2 separate regions of the Homo sapiens genome follow, and region 2 is linked to region 1. A link is a contact called in ENCODE Hi-C data. All regions are on one chromosome and are shown on one strand. Each heading gives the region's core, a stretch centred on a gene start or an enhancer-like site at or near the end of the contact. The rest is flanking DNA. Distances are from core to core; before and after follow the strand shown.

Region 1 (2,919 bases), core at 239-2,738:
GGTGATCTCCTCCTGCGTCGGCCTGCCAAGTAGCTGGGACCACAGGCACATGCCACTACACCCAGCTATTTCTTGTTTTTTTTGCTTTTTTTTTTTTTAAATTTTTATAGAGACAGGGTTCTCACTCTGTTGTCCAGGGTGGTCTTAAACTCCTGGAGTTTTTCTCAAATATTCTTTTGGACTTCATATTGTTTTTCCATATATTTTTTAAGTGATTAAAACATTTTTAAACATGAAAATGAATTTTACACTGTAATATAGAACTAATAGAACTGTAAACCACTCTTTTTGGTTTACAGTGCAAACCATAGAGTAATTCACCACCACCACAATCAAGGTGCAGAGCGCCCCCAAATACCCTGTGCCACCTACTAGAAGTCAACTTTTTACCCCACCCTCAACCTCCTGGCAACAACTAATCTGTTCCTCATCTTTAGTTGTGCCTTTTTCAGAATGTCATATAAATGGAATCACAAACCATGTCAATCTTTGGTTTTGACATTTGAGTGTTTTTAGTTTGTTGACATTCTATATTATTGTTTTTTAAAGACACTCAGTATTAACATTTGTAAAGTAAAGCTAACTTCACTTTCATATAACACTAATAATTAAAATCCTATATTCACACAATTTTATAGAATTTATAAAATTCTCTCACATACTAGATATTGTTTCAGTCTCACAATAATCCTGTGAAGTAGACAGGTGTCTTATCCCCATTTTTCAGATAATAAAACTGAGGTTTAGAGAGATTATGTAATTCGTTGAAATGTATGTAGCTAATAGTGACAGAAGTAGGCCTTGGACCTAGCTTTTTAAATTTTAAATGTAGCACACTTTGTGATCATAGCATGTTGTCTCATCTAGGTGTTACCAGTCAGTCACTGATTTTTTTGGGAAAATGCTGTAATTTGTAACACTAAGTTCCTAGTATGTTTGCCATGTTACATTAGACTTAATAAACCTGATGTCATTCTTTTCCCTCTTTCAAAATACCTTCTAATGTCTTTAAAAATGTGTGTGTTTGTGTGTATAAAACGTACAAATAAGGAATAGCCTTAAACTTCATTTCAGTGGGACTGACTTAGCTTGTGAAATAAAAATATTTATACTTACCAGAAAAGTTGTATAAAAAAAATCTCAAACGATAGTCCTGGTGTCTTTCTTAATATCTTGTATAAAAACTCTGATGCTAGTTTTATTTAAAATAATTTCAGTTAAGGTAAATATGTGTCTGTGATTTTACAACAATAGGAATATTAAATATTTTTTCTTAAGTTTAGCACAGAATCAAGGGAAAATCATATGATCAGTAATATATAATGGCAAAGCTAACACAAGTGTTAAATTCAATTATATTTTAGCACACAAGCCAAAAAAAAAAATCCTTCTCTTATTAGATTGGGGAGGAGGGAGGAGAAACATGGATTGTAACAGGAAATTCTTTAAACATAAATCATGTTTTCGGGCCACAACCAGAACAGCAGAGGCAACAATAAAACCTTCCCCTGGCAGTCGGAATTATTTTCAGGCCACATTTTAGATTCAGTGGTGCAGAGTCCTGAGCTTGAATTTTTTTATTTGTAGCACAGCTGTCAAATAAAACATTAACTAGAAAATTTGTTCTGTCAAAAAAGGGATATTCTAGTGCTTGTGGTAATATTTGATATTAGTGTGTGGAGAGGTGGACTGGTATTAAAGGAAACAAAAAATAAAGGTTGAGGAACACTTATAAGATTATCAGAAAATAATTTACCAAAAAGAGCAGCAGGTATTTATATGCTGTGATTTATTTAGGAGGAGTGAACCTCAACCTTATAGCAATAACAAATATTGCTGAGGAAGGCTGCCAGAACAGGAAAAAGTAAACTTAAAAAAATAATGTTTTCCAGAGTTGAGCCCAAAGTATAAATTGTAAAGAATAAAGTTAATTTGTGTTAACATATAAAACCCTTTAGATGTAACTGCTTAAATGTCACTCTCTCATTTAGATCTTCCCTGACACCCAGTGTAAATTTGTTCTATCTTGTTATTGTCATTAATCCAACCTTGTTCTTTTATAATACTCATCCCTATTCATAATTATATACCAGTCTGGGTTTGTTTAATGACTGTCTGCCCCACAAGACTGTAAAGGCTATGAGGGCAGGGACCATGTCTATTTGTTCACCACTGTATACAGGTAAGAAGGCCTAATGCTTGGCACTTAATAGGTGCTAAGTATTTGTTGAATGAAAACTAATTGTGATAACTTTTTGGAAAACAATCAAAACACTAAAAATTTTGAAAAGGAACCACCATGACTGAATGTATGTTTCCTTACACTGACATTGGAGAAACAGAGCAGTGACTTCAACTCATGAGAATTACCATGTGACTCTTGTAAAACTCTGCCCCTATATTTAATCCATCCCACCTTTACAGCTACATTTTTTCCCTTTGTCCTCACATGAGTTGGAAATTAAGTTACCAAGTGAATAGCTGTTCTTTGCAAGCCTCCTACTGCACTAAGAACACCTGGGTTTCCTCTATGTCGTCTACCTCAAGTACCTGGTTAGTTATTTCACTCCTCCTCACTCCTACAACCCACTGATTGTTGGGTTTCAAATCTGAAATAAGCCTGCCCATACATAATCTATTTAAATCACACCTATATTTTATGTGCTCTCAGCATTTAGGCATAGGCTAAAGCAGAAGTCATATATATACTCTATGATCACATCACTATATGATGTATTCATGATGTATGATGTATATATGATGTATTTCTTTCAGTAGTTAAAATACATGGATTTAACCTTTGATTTTCTAGTTATTAATAAGACTGCTTTCAGCTACCTAACTTTTGTCTTATCCTATGTAAGGCCTGCGTGTAATCTGATCCCCGCCAGTTTACCACTGAACCTCCACATTCTGTTT
Region 2 (2,919 bases), core at 116-2,615, 420 kb before region 1:
GTTTTCATGGATGATGTTTATACTTGCTAATGTTCTTCAGTGTATGAGCATTGAAGAGTTAGGTATTTATTGTAGTCTTCACAGTCTGGGCTTGTTTGTGACTGTTGTCCTTGGGAAGGCTTTCCAGGTATTTGAAAGGACTTGGACCCCAACCCCAATAAGGCTGTGTTTTTTGCTGACTCGTAGAGGTACCATTTTGGTGGTCTTAGATAAGATGTGGAAGAATTATCTGGATTACCAGCCAGAGGCTCTTGTTCTTTTCCCTTTCTCCCATACAAACAGGGTCTGTCTCTCTTTGCTGAGCCACCTGCAACTGGGGGTGTGGTGATGCAAGTAAGTCTGTGGCCACCACCACTAGGGCTGCACTGGGTTAGACCTGAAACCTGCACAGCACTAGGTCTTGCCCCAGTTTCTTCCCTTCAGGGCCGTGAGTTCCCACAGGCTCCGGGAATGTCCAAAGTGCTGTCTGGGAGCCAGGGACTGGAGTTAAACAGCTTAGCAATTTTCCTGATATTCTATTCTACTGTCATTATGCCTGCACTCAAACCACAATACAAAGTCTTTCCTACTCTTCACTTTCCACAGGCAGAGCTGCCTTTCCCTGTGGCCACCCCCACCACCGGTCCACAGGGGATTCCTTCAGGCCACCACTGATGTTTACTGAGAGCCTAGGGGCTCTTCTGTCAGCTTGTGATGAATGCTGCCAGGCCTGAGACTCGCTCTTTAGGTCAGTGAGCTCCCCTCTGTCCCAAAGCACATCTGGAAATGCTGTCCAAGAGCCTAAGCCTGGACTTTGGGACCCCAAGAGCCAGCTTATTGCTCTACCCCCATGTAGCCGAGCTGGTACATAGGATGCAAGACAAAGTTCCCTTTATTTTTCCCTCTGCTTTTCTGAAACATTAGTAGTATTTCACTGTAGGCACCATAGCTGGGAATATGCTGGGTCACCCCTGAAGCTAGTAAGTCTCAAAGCCCAAGACACATGGTATATTCCCTTCGTTATCACTGCTGGTTATTCAGGGCCCAAGAGTTCTTTAATCTGCAGGTGATGAATCCTACCAGGACTGGATCCTTACCTTCAAGGCACTGGGTTCACTTTTGGTCCAGGTTGTGTCTAGAAATGAAATATCATCTGAGAGCTAAGGCCTGGAACGGGGCCTCATGACTCTGCCTGGTGCCCTATCCTACTGTGGCTGAGCTGGTATCCAAAATGCAAGTCAAAGTCCTCTTTACTCTTTGCTCTCCTCTCATTAAGCAGAAGCAAGGAGTAACTTTCATTGCTATGAGCTTCACTCCCTGGGGTTAGGGCACGGCTAATGCAAGCACTTCCTTAGCCACGCAAGCTGGTGTGTCTCTAGGTCATGTGCCACCCTAGTTCACTGGCCCTGAGCCCAACCCAGCACTAGGAGGAGCCTAGAAATTGCCGTCCTTGTGTCCTAGACTTCCTTTCAAGTTTATCTAGGAACCCAGTGTACTTTAGCCTGCGTGGCGAGGCTTGCCAAGAAACTCATGTTCTGTCCCCTGGGATATGTCATTCCCCTCTGGCTAGGGCTGGTCCTCATGCTCCCTCTATGGAAGGAGCCCAGCATAGCTTTATTCTTTGCTCTGACAGGGCAGCACTGAGACCAATGTAAAGTTCTCCAGTCGTTGAGCTCTCCTTCCCCAAAGTGCAGTTTCTGTCTGCAGTGCATGGCCACTGCTGGGCGATGGGGCAGAGGTGGCATCAGTGATTCAAGTCTGTCTCTCCTGCCCCCCTCAATGCCTCTTTCCATGATATGAAGTTAAAAACAAGTACTGTGATCGCTCACCTGATTTTTGGTTCTAGTGATGGTGCTTTGCTATGTGCAGATAGTTGTTAAAATTTGGTGTTGCAGCAGGGTGGACAAACGGGATAGGCCTCTATTCTGCCATCGTGCTCTGCCCTCCTCTGATGTTGATTTTTATGTTACATATGTCAATTCACACTCTCTTATGGAGGCTGAGGATATTAGTCACTTGTATGTTCCTTTTATTTTCTCTCCCCTCACCTCCTAATTTTTAGTTATATTTTAATTTTCATATTGTCTAAATTTATAACATTCATGTTTATAATCACATTTCTTATAGTACTTGAGTATTTGTTCTTTATTTAAGTGAATTCAATACTCACTCTTCATTTTCCCCAACTTTATTAGTTGGAACTTAATTTCCAGATTCTTTCTTTTGACTCAGTTCTTAATTGGCTGCATTTCATGGTTATTCTTTTTCCACAAGGGGCTTATATGTGTTGTAAACTTAAAGTTCTTCCATGTTTAAGAATATTTGCCTGCTATCTTTATATTTGAATGGCATTCTGCTTAACTTTATATATTTTTTTCTGGGTGTGGAAATATATTTTCTCAAATTATTTTTTTTTCCAAATTGGATTTAGCACCAGGCTGCTGCTGACATCAGCATTCTGTTCTGAGGGGAGGGTGGAAGGCTTGCATTGCAATGGAAGGGCATGAGGCACTTGCTGCCACAGCAGATGATCAACAAATGAAGGACCATAACTGCCCCGTAGGAATTGAAGAATTCTTTAAAGATTGACTATTTGGGGAACACAGACCAAGGACATGCCCTAATTTTCCATTTTGGAAAGTCACAGTTCAAGTTGTAAATTTCTGGCTGGTCGTGGTGGCTCACACCTATAATTCCAGCACTTTGGGAGGCCAAGGTGGGCGGATCACTTGAGGTCAGGAGTTCGCGACCAGCCTGGCCAACAAGATGAAACCCCATCTCTACCAAAAATACGAAAATTAGCCAGGCGTGAGGTAGCACATGCCTGTAGTCCCAGCTACTCGGGAGGCTGAGTAATGGGAATCGCTTGAATCTGGAAGGCAGAGGCTGCAGTGAGCCAAGATCGTGCCACTGCACTCCAGCCTGGGGGACAGAGCAATA

What was found. A loop is a pair of places that touch in the nucleus more often than their neighbours do. Pooled maps may share reads with other maps.
Region 2: a pooled map shows a loop between it and region 1 (2.2-fold over the local background). The contact joins two enhancer-like sites. A Hi-C loop is called at or near these places in 8 of 50 pooled maps.

Annotation. Positions count from the first base shown.
Region 1 is chr4:150,304,745-150,307,663 of GRCh38, reverse strand. All of the region lies in intron 52 of LRBA (LPS responsive beige-like anchor protein), which reads left to right. Among named protein-coding and RNA genes, the nearest start is that of DCLK2, 230 kb to the right of the region's middle. Within about 2 kb of position 1,488, at least 2 of the 41 ENCODE cell types and tissues checked have a DNase peak (open chromatin) inside an H3K27ac peak, as active enhancers do.
Region 2 is chr4:150,721,642-150,724,560 of GRCh38, reverse strand. All of the region lies in intron 36 of LRBA (LPS responsive beige-like anchor protein), which reads left to right. Among named protein-coding and RNA genes, the nearest start is that of MAB21L2, 140 kb to the right of the region's middle. RefSeq lists a silencer at 1,310-1,604. Within about 2 kb of position 1,365, at least 10 of the 41 ENCODE cell types and tissues checked have a DNase peak (open chromatin) inside an H3K27ac peak, as active enhancers do.